Regions from separate parts of the Homo sapiens genome. Here region 2 is linked to region 1. A link is a loop called in an ENCODE intact Hi-C map of the cell type or tissue named here. Cell type or tissue: dorsolateral prefrontal cortex. All regions are shown on one strand. Links, peaks and the distances in the headings refer to the core of each region. The heading gives the core; the rest is flanking DNA. Region 1 has its middle 200 kb from the start of LINC01613. Region 2 has its middle 150 kb from the start of LINC01613.

The links. Hi-C counts contacts between places; a loop is a spot of excess contacts. Peaks named below come from ENCODE experiments on the same cell type or tissue, not always from the same donor. Only the 100,000 strongest peaks of a DNase experiment are listed, where the experiment ranks them.
Region 2: it touches region 1 in a loop (10-fold over the local background); 1 of 110 quality-filtered maps calls a loop at or near these places.

What each region holds. Positions count from the first base shown.
Region 1 is chr9:119,731,142-119,740,851 of GRCh38, reverse strand. No RefSeq gene overlaps it. Among named protein-coding and RNA genes, the nearest start is that of LINC01613, 200 kb to the left of the region's middle. RefSeq lists enhancers at 3,496-3,545, 3,566-3,625. In dorsolateral prefrontal cortex, for the core only: no CTCF peak of the experiment used is centred there; DNase peaks (open chromatin) are centred at 3,571 and 3,921; H3K27ac peaks cover 1,027 bases.
Region 2 is chr9:119,783,425-119,793,134 of GRCh38, reverse strand. No RefSeq gene overlaps it. Among named protein-coding and RNA genes, the nearest start is that of LINC01613, 150 kb to the left of the region's middle. In dorsolateral prefrontal cortex, for the core only: no CTCF peak of the experiment used is centred there; no DNase peak of the experiment used is centred there; H3K27ac peaks cover 2,416 bases.

The sequences.
Region 1 (9,710 bases), core at 2,017-7,016:
TAAAAATTGGAAGTAAACAAAAATAAAAATGGAAAATGGCAATTATTAAAAAAAAAAAGAAAAAGAAAAAGAAAATGGAACCAAAGGGATTGTTTGAATGGCATGCAAGAGAACAAAGGGACAGAGAGTGGCAATTGGGGGTTACCAGATGCAGAAATCTGTAGTATTACATAGTTCAGGGAGCCTGAACCAAGGTTGTGGTGATGGAGATGGACTGAAGAGTCATTTTAAGGCAGATTTGATAGGGCTTGGCAACTGACTGGTAGGGAAAGAGCTTCCTGTTGTCACTTAATGGTGAAATACATATCCCTACATTCCCAGCCACAGACTTCATCTCAGCAAATACACTTTTAATGATTGGTCGGTATTTACTTAACATCTTCACTTTACCAAGAAATATGAATTGGCTTCATCTTTGAAGAAGCATGAGTTCCTGGGCCTCTCTGACTTATAAGATTGGTGTTGAGATACAGTTATTGATGTGAAAGAATAAAACTGCATACGTATGATTCTATATGTGTGCTGCTTCTGTCACACTAGTACTTATGAGGCCAGATTAATTTTATTTTTATGTCTTTACGACGTAACATTATGACTTTATTTATTTAAGGTTTATCTTCTACCAACTTCTCCAAAATATTGCGGTGACAAATTAAGAAATAGAGAAAAGGTAAATTAAATGTAAAGACAGATTTAAACAAATTTACACGAGCAAATAATAAATATGCCTTCTGAGTTGAGCTAATTTGCTAACCCAGCACATAACAAATTGTTTATGCTATATGTCTACATCTGTATCTATACATCTAAATGTAATTGTTGATTTTGTTTTCATTATTGAACAAATGAATGAATTGACACACCTGCTAGGATGAGGAACTGAATTTGATTCTGAGTTTTCTCATAAATAGGGGGAAAAGGAAAATAAAGAATATAATATTAAAATGTAAATATAAATTTACAGCCACATGATGTGACTAAAGAGAAGATACATTTATCCCAACGGACAGGCTTTTGGCACAGCAAAGAATTCAGTGAGGAATTTGTTTTAATGGACTTTTGAATAATAAATCTTAAAGTAAATAATGTTAATTCCTCCTGCTGCTTCCTCCTCCAACACGTTTGTTTGACTGGTGTGTATTTTTGTTGTTGTGTGCTTAAAATTTTGGGTGTAACCAAAGCAGGGATGCTGAATCATCACCTTAGGGTAGAAGGGCTCAGTAGGGCAGGAGAAGCAGTGTAGGCTGGTGGTTAATACAAGGGGCTTTAGCAGTGAGGAACTCACTTCTTTACCTGTGAAATGGAGATAGTAATAATAATAATAGTAAATAGTATCTACTTCACATGGATACTGTGAGGATTAAGGGAGATAACAATGTAAATGTGCTTGGCATGGCAAGTGTTTGAGAAGTGACAGCCACACAGTCAGACCTCCTCTGATTTGGAGCTATCACTTCTTAAACACTGACACAGAGCAAGCATTTAAGAAGTGACCGCCAGCTGGGCATGGTCACTCATGCCTGTAATTCCAGCACTTTGGGAGGCTGAAGCGGGTGGATCATGAGGTAAGGAGTTCAAGACCAGCTTGACCAACATGGTGACACCTGGTCTCTACAAAAAATCAAAAATTAGCTGGGCGTGGTGGTGTGCACCTGTAATCCCAGCTACTTAGGAGGCTGAGGTAGGAGAATCACTTGAACCCAGGAGGCGGAGGTTGCAGTGAGCCGAGATCACACCATTGCACTCCAGCTTGGGCAACACAGCAAGACTCTGTCTCAAAATAATAATAATAATAATAAAAGTGACAGCCCCAAATCAGAGGGGGTCTGACTCCCTGCTGGGGATATCGTGCATTGTTTCTCTCCCTTCCCCTGTTTATGCCCTGTTAAAGAATGAGGTGTGAGTGGCACCACTGGTAATTAAGGATTTTTGTTTGTTTTTCTCTGGAGCTTTGTTTCCTCCGAATGCAAAAAGACTGGGACTTCAATAGTTCCAAATGACAATAAAGCTCAGACAAATATGCTTTTATCTATTTCCCATTGCATGGTGTCCTGCCAGATTTAATTTGAGTAAATCTTAAGTCCTCGTTTAGATTGCAAGTTTCTCCAGGGAAAAGAGAGTGACTTCTCTTCTGTTACCTCTACTGCCCACCTGAATTCCTCCAACGCTTATATTTGGAGCAGCCCAGAATGTTCTAGGCCATGAGACAGAGCAGTGAACAAGCAAAGTTTCTGTTCTCATGAAGCTCAGCTTTCAGTGAGAGGAACAGATACAGCAAGTAATCAAATGAATAAACATGACAGGTTCAGATAATAAGTGTTATGCAGAAAATTAAAAAGAGCCAAGTGACAGAAGACAACTGGGAGTTCATTGATTTATGGATCAGGGAAGGATATTCAAGGAGATAGTACATGGACGAAGCTTTGAGAATAGTGCAAGGAAACCAGCGAAGCTGCCATCCAGAGGAGAGTGTTCCAGACAGAGAAAGAACAACGACAAAGACCTTGAGGTTGAATAAGTGTTCAGAGACTAGGAAGATGGCCTGGGTGGTTGTTATGTGGTAAGGAGAAGGGGAATGGGATCAGCTGAGACCAGAACCCAGAGCTGGTCTAGGAAGGAAACTCTATAAACACCAACAAAGAGATTGTACTGCTAAAAGAAGTTCCTCAGGGCAGGGCCAAGTTCTAATCTTCATGATGCTTCTGGATACCTCCTGTATTTAGAGAGATTTATCTACGTGATGGCTACTGTTAAATCTTGAAAGAAATAACTCCCAATACTATTTTCAAAACATCATCTAACTTGGTTCTCAAATTAACCTTGGGAAGGAAGTTATTGGGATTCCTGCTTTATGAGTGACTGATCTACAATTTAGAGAATTTGACAAATGTAGATTTCAAGTTGTTATGTTAGAATTTGTCTCGGCCTTCTTACTCCAGGCCCTGGGTTTCTTCCACAGCATCAAAGATGCTTCTCAATTCTTTGGAATCCTCTTCTATCATTTAAGACCAGTCTTATACGTGGGTGTACAGAAACATGGGGAATAGGTATCAATACTTTGATTGAATTCATTCAATATGCACTGACGACACTGCCATCACCATTACCACCAGAATAGTATTAACAATAGTTACAATTTATTTAGCGCCTACTTTTTCAAGAAACATGCTAAGCACTTGGAGTACACCATTAGATTTCCTTTGCCCAATAATCCTAAGAAGTAGACATAATTATCACCTTCACTTTATAGATGACAATAAAATGACTGCTCAGAAAGTTTAAGTAAACTTGTCCAAGGTCATACAGCAGGGAGCTGGAATTAATGTAAACTGGAGGCTGGACAACTCTGATGTTTACCTCAACTACATGAACTAGATTAGCCACTGGGGGCCATGTGATGGAATAAGACTGAGTTTATGATCTTGAAATGGTCATACTGTATATGGGGATGTCTCTCTGAAGGGAGCTCAGCCTCTGTTCGCCTGCCCAGCCTGCCCCGGCAAAGTGAGAACAGAGCTTGGTTCTGTTTGACAACTCGGCAAGTTAGCATCTATGGCTGTAAAGGCAGGAGTGGAGGAGGAGCTGAGCTGGAGGAAGCCAAGCAGCACCACATATCAGCACCAGCATCTAGGGAGGGAGAGGGTGAGAATCAAGGACCTTGTGAACAGTTAAGAGGCTCCACCTTGCCATGGGAGACAAGTGGAAATTCTGATTTCCCCAGACCAGACTGTTGAACCACAGTCCAGGCTGTGGTTATTTATATTCCCCTAACAGCCTTGTTTACACAACCTGCCTGGATGCAAATCAGCGCATGGAGGCAGTGGAGGCGGCGAGGTGTGCAGCCGGAAGGGACTGGGGGATTGGTTTTAGTCATGTAGTGTTAACACAGCCACACATGACTGCCCACACTTCTGCAGCTGAGGGAGAGAATGAGAACATGTAGTCCCCAGGACACTTGCCCAGTCCTGCCTGAGCGAGAGATAATGCAAAGAGCGGAGTGGACTTTGATTATCCCAATCCCTTCCTTCACAATCCGCTTCCTTTTCCAGCCCCATCACTCACCCCATCTGCCCCCCTCCCCTCCTGCGTGCACCCTCCATTCCAGTCACTCCTGGCTCTGAATACATCATGCTCCTTCATGGGTTTGTGCTCTGGCTCAGACAGTTTCCTGTGCCCAGAACGCCCTTTCTCTCTCTCTTTTACAACGTGTGTTATGTGTAACTGATGGGGTGCCAGACAGTGTTAGGTAGTACACAGACAGAATTCTTATTTTATGCTAATATTTATTATGTTAGAACTGAATCAATTTAGACAAAGACACTGAATCTATAATAGTACAGGTAGAATATAGATAGGGCAAATAACTTGATGATAGAGTAGAGGTTCTTGCCATTTGGGAAACAATGCTCTTATTTAATTGAACATGGCCTGGCTTTTATAACGTGAGAGACAGGACTGGATTCTGTTTTGATCTGCAGGGCCCTCTCCGACCTTTGAGGTTCACACGTCTGGTTGTATGACCTTCCTTTGCTCTCCGTGCAGGCCATCTGTTGCCTCCTAATGCATGCCCCGTTGTCCCATTTGCCCCACAGAATTCTATCTTTTTCTGAAGCCCAAATTCTGCTGTCACCAGTGAAACATTCCAACTCTTCAAGAAAAACCCCTCCAAAGACCAGCCTCATCTCTCCACTCTCTCTCTCCCTCTCTCCTTCCCTTTCCCTACCTTCCTTCCTACCTCCTGCCCTCATCCCTAACCTCTAGCTACCACTGTTTTGTTTTTTGTTTTTTGTTTTTTTTTCGAGATGAGTTTGCGCTCTTGTTGCCCAGGCTGAAGTGCAATGGCGAATTCTCGGCTCACTGCAACCTCCGCCTCCTGGGTTCAAACGATTCTCCTGTCTCAACCTCCCGAGTAGCTGGGATTATAGGCATGCGCCACCATGCCTGGCTAATTTTGTAATTTTAGTAGAGACAGGGTTTCTCCATGTTGGTCAGGCTCATCTCGAACTCCCGACTTCAGGTGATCTGCCTGCCTTGGCCTCCCAAAGTGCTAGGATTACAGGCGTGAGCCACTATGCCCGGCCCACTATTTTTTATTTTACAATTTTTTCAGTTTGTGTTATATGAATGGAACCATAAAGTATGTAATTTAGAGGGGTTTTTTTTTTCTCAGCATAACTCCCTTGATATCCATTCAAATTGTTTGTTCCTTTTCATTGCTAAGTAGTATTCTATGGTATGGCTGTACTATAAATTTTTTTTTTTTTTGTATATTTTTGTAGAGACGGGGTTTTGCCATGTTGCCTAGGCTGGTCTGGAACTCCTGGTCTCAAGCAATCCACCCACCTCGCCTTCTAAAGTGCTAGGATTATAGGTGTGAGCCACCGCGCCCAGTGCACAATTTGCTTAAAGGACTTATTAAAAGGACATTTGGGTTGTTTCCAGGGCTTGGTCTATTATGAGTAAAGCTGCTATGAACATTCATGCACAGGTTTTTATGTAAATATAAGTTTTCCTTCCTTTGAGATAAATGTTTTAGTTCAATCGCTGAGTTGCATGGTAAGTGTGTGATTAATTTTATAGGAAGGTACCATACTCGTTTCCAAAGTGGCTGTACAGTTTTCATCCCAAGCAGCAAAGTACGAGTGATCTGGTTTCTTCACATCCTTGCCAGAATTTTATGTAATCACTATTTTTTATTACAGTCCTTCTTTTAAGTGTGTAGGGTTATCTCATCGTGGATTTACTTTACATTTCCTTAATAGTTAATGATACTAAATGTCTTTTCGTGTGCTTTTCATAGACATTTCACTAAACAGTCTATGTCCCTTGCCAATTTTGTAATTGAATGTGTCTTGTTTTGTCTTAACTATCTTGTTGTAAGAGTTCTTTATACGTTCTAGATACAAATCCTTTGTCAGTGCATGATTTGCAAATATTTTCTCCCAGTCTTTTACAGAGCAAATTAAAAAAAAATTAAGATCCAGCTTATCAATGTTTCCTTTATCTGTATCAAGCTTTTTTTTTTAATCTAGTCTAAGTACTGCTTGCCTAGCCTTAGTTCACAAATATTTTTTTTCTTATTTATTTATGAAAATTTTATAGTTTTTTTTTTTTTTTTTTTTTTTTTTTTTGAGATGAAGTCTTGCTGTGTTGCCCAGGCTGGAGTGCAGTGGTGGGATCTCGGCTCACTGCAACCTCTGCCTCCCGGGTTCAGGCGATTCTCCTGCCTCAGCTTCTGGAGTAGCTGGGGCTACAGGCATGTACTACCATGCCCGGCTAATATTTTTGTATTGTTAGTAGAGACAGGTTTTCACCATATTGGTCATGCTGGTCTCAACTGATCCATTTTGGGTTAATTTCTGTATAAGGTTTATCCCCCCTACCCCCCTCCCGTGGATATCCAATGACTGTAACACTATTTGTTGAAAAGCCTATTCATACTCCATTAAATTGTTTTTGCACCTTGTAAAAAATCTGTTGGATATATTTGGGTAGGTTTATTTGTGAGTTCTCTGTTCTGTTTTATTAATGTGTCTTCCTCCACCAATACCACACTCCACACTGTCTCAATTACTGTAGCTAGTAAGTCTTAACATTGAATGGAATGATATCTCACTTTATTCTTTGTTAAGAATGTTTTAGTTATTCTAGGTTCTGTGCCTTTCCATGTAAATTTTAGGATAAGCTTGTTTATATCTACAAAAAGGCTTGCTGAGATCTTGATAGGAATTGCCTTAAATCTGCATATCAATTTGGGGAAAATTAACATATTACTATGCCGAGTTTTTCAAAAGAACACAGTACATCTTTATTTATTTAGGTCTTCCTTGATTTCTTTCAGCAGCATTTTGTAATTTTAAGCATATAGATTCTGTACATGTTTTATTAGATTTATACTTAATTTATTTTCTTTGGAGAAATTGTAAATAGTATTGTATTCTTAATTTGTATTCATATGTTCATTGTTTATATATGAAAATATGAATGATTTTGTGTGTTGATCTTATCTCCTGTGATTTTACTGAACTCACTTATTACCTCAAGTTTTTGTGGAATCCTTAGGATTTTCTATGTACAGTCATGTCATTTACAAATAGGAATAATTTTATTTATTTATTTCTAATTTATATGCCTTTGATTTTTTTTTCTTGCCTTATTGCACTGGTTAGAACTTTCAGTTCTGTTTGAATAAGCTTTGTGGAAGTTGACATTTTCTTCTTCCCATCTTAGAGGCAAAGCATTCAATATTTCACCATTATTTATGATTTCTATAGGATTTTGTAGATGTTTCTTTATGAAGTTGAGAGCATTCCCCCATATGCCTATTTTTCTGGGATTTTTTTTTTTTTAGTCAGGAATGAGTCATGGATTTTGCCAAATGCTTTTTCTGCATCAATTGATATGCTCATATGATATTTCTTCTTTAGCCTGTCAGTATGATGGGTTATACTGATTGATTTTTGAGTTTGGGTCCAATCTTGCTTATATGGAATAAATCCCACTTGGTCATGCTTTATAATTTCTTTCATACATTTCCAGGTATAATTTGCTAAGAATTTGTGGATTTTGTGTATAAGCTTATGAGAGATATTGGTCTTGTAGTTTTCTTTTCTTGTACAATCTTTGTTTGGTTTTGTTACCAGAGTAATACTAGCCTCTTAAAATGCTTTTCCTCTGCTATTTTCTGTCAAATATTAAGTAAAGTTGATGTTAATTCTTTTTAAAATTTTTGGAATGATTCTAAAGTGAAACCATCTAGGCATGAATATTTCTCTTGGGGTTCTTTTAAAATATAAATTAAATTTCTTTAATGATTATAGGATGAATCGAATTATCTCTTTCATCTTGGTTTAGTTTTGCTGGTTTATGGTTTTTGAGGAACTCATCCATTAATTCTAAATTGTCAATTTTCATTTTTGTTTTTGGAGCAAAAATTGTTGCTCTTCTTGACAGATGTCTATATCCTAAAATATGTAAAACAAAAGCAAACACAAATACAACACATAGTTTTTCATGTGGATTTTCTAACTTAGCTCTACTGCCCTGATCTCTATCCAATTCCTTATTCATGGTTGATGGTTTGGTTTTCTAGAACAGTGGTTCTCAGCCACTCTTACTTTTGCCCCCACCCCAGGGGACTTTGGCAATGTCTGGAGACATTTTTGGTTGTCACAACTAAAGTAATGGTGCTATTGGCATTTAATAGGTGGAGGCTACAGATGCTGCTAAACATATTACAATGCGTAGGACAATCTCGACAACAAAGAGTGATCTGGGTTAAAATGTCAATAGTGCAGAAGTCGAGAAATCCTGCTCTGCCCTTGCTCCTCCTTGTGTGTTCTGCAGACCAGCAACATCTGCATCATCTGTGAGCTTGTTAGAAATGAGAATCACAAGTCTCACCCTAGACTTACTATCGCTGATTCTATAGTTTACAAAATTCCCAGACAATTCATATGTACATTAAAATTTGAGAAGTACTGCCCTGGGATAATTACTTCTTGTATGAGTTTCTTATTGTAACAAATTATCACAAATTTAGTGGATTCAAGTGACATGAGTTATTATGATTACCGTTCTGGAGGTTAAAATTCTGAAGTGGGTCTCAGTGATCTACAATTAAGGTACTAAAAAGGCCATGTTTCTGTGTTCCAGGCTCTAGGTGAGAATCCATGTCCTTGCCCTTTACAGCTTCTAGAGGCTGCCTGAATTCTTTGGCTCATGGTCCCCTTCTTCTGTCTCCAAAGGCAGTGACATTTGGCCAAGTCTTTCTCATGCTTGTATCTCTTTGGGTCTGGCTTTTCTGCCTCCCTCCTGTACATTTAATGATCCTTAAATGTGACTTCGCTGGGCTCATCTGGATAGGCCAGGCTATTCTCTTTATTTTATGGTCTGTTGATTAGGAAGCCTAATTCCATATACTACCTTAATGTCCCTTTCCCATTCAAGGTAACATATTCACAGGTTCCAGGGATTAGGTTGTGTTATCTATTGAAAAATCATTATTCTGCCTCAAACACTCCCCAAGTAGACTGAGCATTAGAGTCACTCGGAGAGCTCTTTATTTAGCTCTCAGGCTCTAGCCATATCCAACTGAAACATTTTCTGAGGTAAGGGCTGAGAATGTGTATTTTTTTTTTTTTTTTAAATAACAGCATCCTAGGTGGCTCTGATGATCATCTAGGTTTGGGAGTCATTCTCCTGGCACCTCCTTGGGCAGCCAGTTCCCCAGGAGTGTTACTATTATTATTATTATTATTTTTTGCTTTCACTCTCTATTGAGCAACACTCACAGACTTTCCTGGTGCCCTAGTGTGGGCTCTCCCAGAAGCAGACTTTGAGACAGTGCAAGTGGTTTATTGGGGAGGTGATTCCAGGAAGCACTAGCAAAGCAGTGGGGGATGACACAAGGAAGGGAAAGCAGCTACTAAAGGGTGATTATCAAGTAAGTTACTACTGTTGGAAACTTGAGCTTAATACAGATGAGCAAATTTGGGAGCCTGTGTATGGCATGGATTCAAAGTTATCCCATTTGGGACAGAAGTAAGCTGGAGTATTTACATTGACTTCTGTTGGCCCTTGGTCGAGTGATGTTCCTGGGCTGGAAGCAGGGGTTGATTTCCGGCACATTTGGTCTGCGATGTGCACTGCTGTAGTGGTCATTTGTGGCCAGAGAAAGCCTTTAGCAAAGAGAAAATGATGCTAGTGTT
Region 2 (9,710 bases), core at 1,951-6,950, 52 kb before region 1:
CAGTTCTGTAGAAGTCATCCAGGGAAGGGCTATGCTCAGTGGCTTACAGTAATGTTTTCAAATGTTTTTGACCACAACTTCCAGAAAGATGTACATTTTATATTGTGACCCAGTGCAGCCATAAGTATATATGCATATATGCATATAATTAAAATATATGTGTAAAACATATATGCATGTGTATGCAACTACAACAAAAGTTCACAAAACAATACTGACTCTTAATTTTGTGTGATTTGCTCTTATTTTTCTATTCTAATCAATTTCAGTTTATTCCATTTCATTGCTTTCCATTAAAAAATGTGCTAGTTGCAACCCACCACATTGTTTTTACAGCCTGCAGTTTGTAAAACACTATTTTGGTGTGGGTTCCAGTTACAGCTCTGGGGTACTGGACCTAGCCTCCCAACCTCAGTTTTCTCTTCTGTAAAATGGATATAATACCATTATTTTTCTCATCTGATTGTTGTGAGGACTAAATAAAATGATGGTTACATATGGATCCTCAATAAATGAAAGCTTTTATAATAAAAATCATGAAATATTATCTAATTCATATTCTTCACTTTGAAGACGGGAAGCTAAGAGCCACTGAAAGGGAAGAAGTTCACCAGAGGTTACTCTAGTAATAAGCAGAGTTTGTGGCCAGAATCAAAACTTGTGACACATTCTAGTACTCCAGGCCACCTCTAAGATGTCCTGCTTTTAGAAGCCGCACTAACTGCTCAGGATGACCTCATGTCTTCAAATGTCCCACTCCTTCTGTGCCTTTTCCAGCCTCTTGGAAAGCCATTTTTACCGGGTTTCCTGCAGAGGCTTTTCAAAATGCCAGTGCCCCAGGGAGACCATGTGTTTTCCCACCTGCTGAGTGTAACAGCCAGTAAATGGATGTCTTGGTCAGGGAATGAGGCCACAGGGATGCTCAAATGGAAGGAAAAAAGTCTCCCAAAGGGCTCGCTTAGTCACTCTAAGTCCCTCAGAGGGACTGACACTAGGAAGATGAGATGACAGAGTGTGCTTAAGTTCTGAGTCTGGTCCTTAAGAACCACAGAGGCATAAGCTCAGGGTTTCGTGGGGGAAGCTGATAGCTGTGAGTAAAGAATGTTTTCATCATTTTTGCACAGGTGTAGGATGAGGAACTCAGCTAGGACTTTCCAGCCCTGTCATTCCTGGTGATTACCTAGTGCTTTCTCACCTCCTTGCCTTTGCTCAGTCAAGTTCTTCCTGCCTAGAACATGGTTCCTTCTTTTGCCGTGTATTCAAATCTTTCCTATCCTAATGCCTTTCTCTGTTGCCTCACGTAATCCCCCCGCTGGAAGATACCTCATGGCAGCTGGTCATTCCCTAGCTGTGTCATAGGTTAGTATATAAAATTGTTCTCTCCTACTGATATTTAAGTCCCTCAAGGGGCAGAATCTGCATCTGATTTGTCTTCATGTCTTTCTCTGCCCCTAGCAATACAGATACTTCTTGGCTTATGTCAAGATAAGCCCATCATAAATCGAAAATATTAAGTCAGACAAGCATTTAATACACCTAACCAACTAAACATTATGGTTTAGCCTAGCCTACTTTAAATGTGCCCAGAACAGATACATTAGCCTACAGTTCGGCAAAGTCATTTAACACAATGTATTTTTATAATAGAGTGTTGAATATCTCATGTGCTTTATTGAATTCAGTCCTGAAAGTAAAAAACAGAATGGTTGTATGGATACTTAAAATATGGTTTCAACTGAGTATCATTTTCGTACCAAGTTGAAAAATTGTAAGTCGAATCATCTCAAGTTGAGAACTGTTTGTATTTTGTTCATGTAAGGCATTGAAATGTGTATTGGGTGAATGAATGAGTGAAAAAATAGATGAGCATGTGGGTAGGTGAATGTTATGAAACTGCTTAGTATTACAAGAATACATTATTGAGGATGTGTTTACGTGTGTGTGTTTTCCATAACTAAATTGCAAGTCACAAGTTCTCAATCTTGGGTGCTCATGAGCATCACCTGCTGAGTTTATATTAAATACTACAAACCCACAAACAGAAATTCTGTTTAAATAGGTCAGGGCTAGGCCCTGGAACAGCCATATATTTAACATTCTCTCTTGGCTATTCTAATGTGCTGCATCATAGTTCAGAGCCCACTGCTGTTAGCTTTTTGATTAAAAGGAAAATGATGCATGGAAGTGCCTGGTGGAGTAGCTGGTACATGGTAGTGCTCTGTAAATGTATATAAACACTGCCTCTTGTTCCTTCCTCCTGAGGGTTGGAACTCTATTATGCCTTTTCCTATTGTGCATGGAGCTGAGCCCAAGGGACAAGTTAGAGAGAGGGCAGCAGATGTTTCAGTGGGGAATGTGATCCAGTGTCCAATGAGGCAGCCCAGAAGATGTTACATACTCAGAACTTGGGTAGAATAATTGTAGACTACTGCATTCAAGGAGAACTTTGCAAATACAATTAGAATTGAGTTGGCACTCACTTCAATGGGCAGAATTTGATGAACTGGTGAAAAACATGCAGGACATTCTAGAAAAGGAACATAGCATCATCAAAGACAGGAAGATGGGAAGGATTATCATGTGTCAGGCAAGGCGCTGAGGACTTTACATGCACGGTCTTATTTAAAACTCATAGGAACTATTGCTATCCTTACTTTGCACATGATAGGACAAGGTTCAGAGTAGGTAAGCAATTAGTTCAAGGTCACATAGATAGTAGGTGGTGGTCCTGAGATTTAAATGGGGATTTGTCTGAGATATTGACTGCTGGAAAAAAGGTAGAGAGCACAGTGTATAGACAAGTCTGGCTGGTGGACTTGGAAAGGGAAGAGGTAAATCTATTAGAAAGGCATGTTTGGGCTAGAATGTGGATGCTAGTATACCACCAGACTTTGATTTACCTTGAGGGCCTAGGGAGTCACGAATTTTTGAATGACATGATTCATATGGCTAAAAAGTACAAAGAATCAAGAGTTAGCAGGGTTGACAGGAGCCTTAGGGTAAGTTACTTAATTCACAGCTGGCCTAATGAGGAAATTGATTTTACCATTGCCAAGTTATTCTTGCTGGAGATCAAACCCAATGATTCAACCTTTTTTAGAAAAAGAAATTTGTAAGCATCTGCATGAGCAAGTTTATAATCTCATTTCAGATTTTTTTTTCTTCAGGGGGCATTCAACAAGAGTGTTTTTACTGAACACCTACTACAGGCCAGAGCCAGTATGGTGAGCTGCAGACAAAGAACTACAGAAGACTCTCTCCCTTCTTTTTTTCCTCCCTGTGGTGATGACCTGGGAGACTAAACTGGAATTGACTCATCAGAAGTTTTCCATTATCTCTCAGCCATCTTTTTGCTGAGCTGAAAATGCACAGAATTACCTTAACATTCCCAACTGGGTCTTATTTTCCAAGCCACTTTCATCCGCTGTCTTGTTTTCCTTTGAACTACATCCAATTTATCACTTTTTTCTTTTCTTTCTGGAAACATGATGCTTAGAATTGAACACAGCCGTCCAATTAAGTCTTAACCACAGCCAACTAGGGCATAGTAATTGTCTAGCTTGTTTTACACGGTGAAGTCTTATTAATAGGTAGACGAGGAAGAGGACAGAAGTATACTTGGGCCATTTGAAATTTTATTTTGAAGCAGCACATGCAAAGGTGGGCAGCAGAAACTAATAAGCCAAATAAGCCATCAGCTGCCTTGGAAACATTCTTTTAAATTTTTTTGTGCCATGTTTTATTTGGGAGGGTTTTGCATTCACTTATTTTATTACCTTGACATTTTTATACCCCTAGTAACAATTTTTTTTATATATAAGTTAAGCTTTTACTTAGGTACAGTGCAAAGCTGTTCTTGAGATGAAAGCTGTTATCTGATTCAGAGCTTAATGTTTAAAAGTTCTCAAGCTGGTGAATCTAAAGACATTCCCTGCATAATTGTGTACTTAGAATTCAGTGGCAGCGTAAAAGAGAGAGAGAGAGAGTGCTTCATGTTCTGTCTGGAGTTACGAAAAAAGACAATTTATTTTTAAGTGAACTGGGGGAGAAGGGGGAAAAGACTGCAATGAAGGTGTTTGGCTGAGTGACTGAAATACCATCTGGAGGCTTGGCTGGTAAAGAAGAGAAACCCTAGAAGGAAGAAGAAATGGAACACCTAAGCTGAAAAGGGACCAGCATGTTCTGGGAGATGTAGTCTTAAACCAATGATATAAATTTGTATGGAGTGAAGGGAGTGAGCTAATTAGCCCCTTTTGATAACAAGGTAATTATTATTTAATTTTTTTAAACTGTGGTATAGCACACTTCAGAAAATTGATCATTTTAACCATTTTTAAGAATACAATTGAGTGGCATTACATGCATTCACAATGTTATGTAATCAATACCATCATCCATCTCCAGAAGTTTTTTTCATCTTCCCAAACTAAAATTCCGTAGCCATTAAACAATAACTTTCTACTGTACTTCCCCCTAGTTCTTGGCAACTACCATTCAACAGGAGGCCATTATTTTTAAAAGGATAGAAGGAAGTAAATGTCTTTGTGTCAGGGCTCAACCAATCACACCAATTTTATGAAGCGACTTCCAACCATTCCAATGCCATTGTTTTCCTCCAGCCTCAGTTTAGTCTTTTCTTCGATGGTGGCTATAGTTCCACAGGTCTATGTTGTCTGTCTAACCAGACTGTGATGTCCATGAGAACAGGTAGCCTTAAGGTCACCTTGTATGGTCCTCAGGGTTCCTGTAATACTGGATGCTAACAGCTAACTCTTCTTGAGTGTTTGCCATCTGCCAGGCACTGTGATAAAACATTTTACATCTTTTACCTCTAGAATCCTCACAGCAATCCTGCAAAGGAGGTAACGCTAAACCTGTCTTCCAGATGAAGAAACTGAGCATATGACCATTTAAATAATTTGTGGAAGGTCAAGTGGAGAAACCAGAGTTTCAATATAAATCCATCTGTTTACCAAATATGGGCACTTTCCAATGTTCCTTTTAAAGCCAATCTTCATCAGCATCTTTGTCTATAGGAAGATGGAACTTTCAGACACAGAAACAATGTGGTTAGTAGAAGTCCATTTCCTTTCGAAGATGGTGTTTCCCAGAACACTAGTTCCACAGCATGGTAGTAGGTACAGTATTTCTTGAAACTGAAAAAAGGGAGAAGGGTAGGGAGGACTTTTCATATGTGATTCAATACTTTTGGCATATATTGAGTTAAACACAGGTAAACAAAATCTTTCTTGCAGGACTTCTCAGAGCCTAGATGATTCATCCGTTTGCAAGCTTATTTTTCTTTGTTTTATGACAATCTTGTGAATCCAGTACTCCATAAGAAAACTTTGGCAAATGCCAGGGGTGACATTCAAAATATTTAACAACTGTTACAGCCTGGTTGGCTGATCATAATGGGTAGCAGTCTAAACAGAATGAACAGGAGCCAACAACTAGGGCGGACACACCGATGGGTACTGATGGGAAATGCCACCTGCAGGACATTGGGCCTCATCTTAACCTATCAAGGCTCCTGGAACATGGACATTGCAGGGGCTGGGGAGCAGCTAAGATGTCCAACTGTCCCAAGGGAAAGAGGAAGCCAATTTCCTAGAAATGCTCTTTGGGGATGTCCAGAGTTCACGGATTGGTAATAAATGTTGTCCGTCTCTGATGTGACACCTTGCCTAACCTATAAGTAGAGGTTAGGATGCCTCAAGTCTGTCCATGGTAGATTTTTGCTAGGCTCTATTTTATTTTAAGTAATGGCAACATAGCTTATTGAAAGGAAAATTAGACAGTGATCCAGAGGGACTCTGCCTGGGATGCTTAGTGACTAGAGGTTGGTTTTTGCTCTTTGATTTGCTTGTCTTTGTAGTGAAGGGTGTGGGCTAGGTTATCAAAGTTCTCTTCAGCCTCTAACATCTCACGACTCCATCTTTTGGACAGCTCATAGATTTGCTGATTCCCATTTTTAGGGAGTAACTATACTTTTCTTCTCTCCTCAAGTAAAGGTAGTATATGTTTCTTCCTTACCTGTCATATCATGCTACTACAAAGAGGAAGTTTTCTGACTTTTGAATTCTGTGTCTGTCTGATTATTTTTCATGCTTGATGCAGCCAGGAGTGGAGTGGGGACATGTATCTTTCATATTTATTCAAGGGCTCCAAATCTCTGTAATCTTTGCTCTTTGCTCCTGTTAAATATTCTATACTTCTTTTTTGTTTAAACGTGTTTGAGTGGTCTATTCATAGGCTGATGTGCATCCCTTGCTTGCTTTCTCTGCATCTTTTGCAGTGGGACGGGAGAGTAGTGATGAGGTTTTCGGGAGATGTTTAATGCTCATGTCGATTCAATTTCTACTTTGTCCAAGTTAACCTGGAATCTAACCTGGAAAACCCACCAGTTTGATTGATGTTTAGGAACTTATCACAAAGAAAACAAAGTTATTTGTTTGAAGATATTTGTTGTTATTTATAAGAGTGCAATATCAGAAGTGCACTTACAGTACAGCACAAAGAACACGTTTAAGTAAAGTATAATAGAATGATAATTTTATGCAGTTATTTAGGTTTTAGCCCTGAATTTGACATAGAACTTTAGGGGAGCTCTATGGCTATGACTACATAAACTCCACAACTGCCTGCCTACGCACAAGATTGAAGAGGAATGTGGATGAATAAACATGATTGATTTGTTAGGGTAGTGGGATTATGGATAAAATTGTTTCTTCTGTCAGTTTCTGTTAGTTGCAACAAATGTTTATTCAATGTATAAGATATGGGGAATCATGTTATTTACGGTGGAATAAACACAGATTTTAGAATCAGACAAATCTAGATTTAGATCCTGATTTTTGTTACATCTTTATGTAGGATTTTGGGCAAATATCTTATTCCCATAAAGCTGTGTGTGGAAAGTGAGTTCTTTTCTTCCCCTAAAATCAAATCAAATCAAACTAAAAGGAACTTCTATATTATAGTAAAACCATCTAGCATTATAATAAGCCAGAGTTTGACCTTTGCTGATTCATGATGATCCCTATTTTAAGGCTGTCTCGTTCTAGAATTAGTAGGAGACACTATAGCATCAGGGTTCTCCATTTGAGCTCCAGAATGCCTGTGTCCTAACTGCGTGCATGGCCTTGGCAAGGGACCCTTCTGAGCTTCAATTTCCTCATCTGTTGAGGTTTGACCTGGGTAGCAGGCAACAGTCCTCTTTGTTGCTTGAATTCAGAACCAGCTGAGAAAGAGACATCTGAGTCACAGATATGGAGATCAGAAAATTACCTTTATTCCTTTAAAACCATTTTGAGAATGTAACATGGACACACAGCATGGATGTGTCTCCTAATCCAGTTTTTTTTTTTTTCCAGCTATATACAGCACCGCACAACCATAGAAATTTCTTCCTCAGGTAGAACAGGCTCCTGTAAGCTTACAGGAAGGGTGAGCAGAATGCATCCAAGAGAAGCAAGACTCAAAGACCCAGTGCCCTCTCCCAAACACACCCCTGAAGACTCAGTGGGATTACACACGTTGGTTTTTATTCAATAGCTGGCATATATAAATAGTGCTCAATAAGTGGGGATGGCTACTGTTCATCTACCAGCTTCCCAGATAAAAGATTCTTCTGGATGCCTTCATGGATGAATTGCCAGACCAGTGTGGCCACATGTGGCCCCATAGCCAACCTCATGTGGCATGGGGTTGAGGGTGTGAACTTAGAAACTAGATGGTCTAGGTATAAATCCTGGCTCCACCATTCCTGGTTGCATGGCCTTGGACAATTTACTTAACCTCTATGCATGTTAGTTTCTCCATCTGTAAAATGGGGATAGGAACAGTAACTACTCCTAGATTCTTTATGAGGATTAAACAAGCTAATATTTGTAAGCACTCAGAGCAGACCCTGGCACATAGTAAAAATGTTTGGTGAATATAAATAAGTAATGAAGATCTAGATGTTAATTATGGGGCCTCCCCACTCCACAAGCTCAGTGGATTTAGGGCACAATGATGACATACCGGATCGTCTCTATTAATGAGTGTATTAGAGAGATTTCTCATCCCTGTGAAACTTCCCATCCCTTTTTTGTTAGAAAAAATTGCTCTGTGGTTGGCAACAGGAATGATTCTGAGTTAAACTGCCTCCATTAGTATGTGCAGAGTTTTAGACTATGGATCGACAGTCTTCTTCACCCCTCTTACCACTCTAAATTTCTTGGTTAAATTTCCAGCAAGATGAGGATTATTTATAATTTGGCCCTAACTACAGCCCAGCAGGAGAACATGTTAATGAGTTCATTAATTAATTAGCTTGCATTTGCATAGTACTTTAGCATTTGCAAAGCCCTTTCAGATTCATTATTTCATTTTATGATCACAACACCCCAGCGAGGAACAAGGCTGGGGTTATCCAGATTTTCAGACAAGGAGTCTGCATCTCTGTGAAGCTAACTGGTCTGCCCCAGAAAACTAGCTCAGTGGCAGAGCTGGGATCAAACCCAGCTCTCTGTTCATTTTAGGCAGAGACTCTGGATTCTTTTTGACCTTCATTTACATCCTAGCTCCAATCTATATTACCTGTGTGATTGTAATCAAGTTATTCAGCCTCTAGGATCATTAGTTTTCAAATCTTTACAATAAAGATAAAAATAGTACCAACCTTATTAGGACTCATAAGAATATTAACCAAGATAATACACAGAAAGCACACACTGTAACTGTGTGGCCTGTGGGAGGTAATGCTATTATTATTATAAAGAATGAGGCCGGGCACAGTGGCTCATGCCTGTAATCCCAGCACTTTGGGAGGCTGAGGCAGGCAGATCAGTTGAGGTCAAGAGTTTGAGACCACCCTGGCCAACATGGTGAAACCCCATCTCTACTAAAGTACGAAAATTAGCTGGGTGTGGTGGCGGGTGCCTGTAATCGCAGCTACTCAGGAGGCTGAGGGAGGAGAATCTCTTGAACCTGGGAGGCGTAGGTTGCAGTGAGCTGAGATTGCACTACTGCACTCCAGCCTGGGTGACAGAGGGAGACTCTGTCTCAAAAAAAAAAAAAAAAAAAAAAGAAAGAAAGAAAAGAGTAACAATAAGCTTCTACTAAGTATAACATGGTGTAGGCTGTGGAAGTATCACGTGCAAACAGAGAATAAAGAAGAAATGAGTTGGATCCCTTTTATGCAGTTGGGGAATTGGGAAAGCCTTCTCTGAGGCATAGGGGCTGAACTTGGACTGGTGAATATAAATTTTTCCAAGCAGAGAAAGATGAAAGAAAATATCAGGGAGCAAAACTCTTTGGCCCAAACCACAGTGGTGGTGAACCTATTTTCTGTCTTTAGGGACAGGATAGCAATTTGGTTAGGGAGTTGTGGGGGGTACATAGTAGTGAACATGATGACAGATATGTAAATTTGATATATTATGAGATTTCTGTAGTTGTGGTCATTGATGGGATATGGCATAGTGACAGCACAGGATACCTACTGGTTGAGGTGGTGGTAGGGGTGCAGGCATACAGTACCTAGTGGCTGAGGTGTTGGTGGGGGTGTGGGCACAGGAATAAATTGTTGATAAGATGAGCTAGCATGGCAAAGATTAAATTGTGAAGGGTTTGGAGTCCATGACAGCAGGTTTGTACTTTTATGATAAACCATATAAATGATGCGTGTCTTTTTTTTTCAGAACAAGGAGTGATTTTATCCG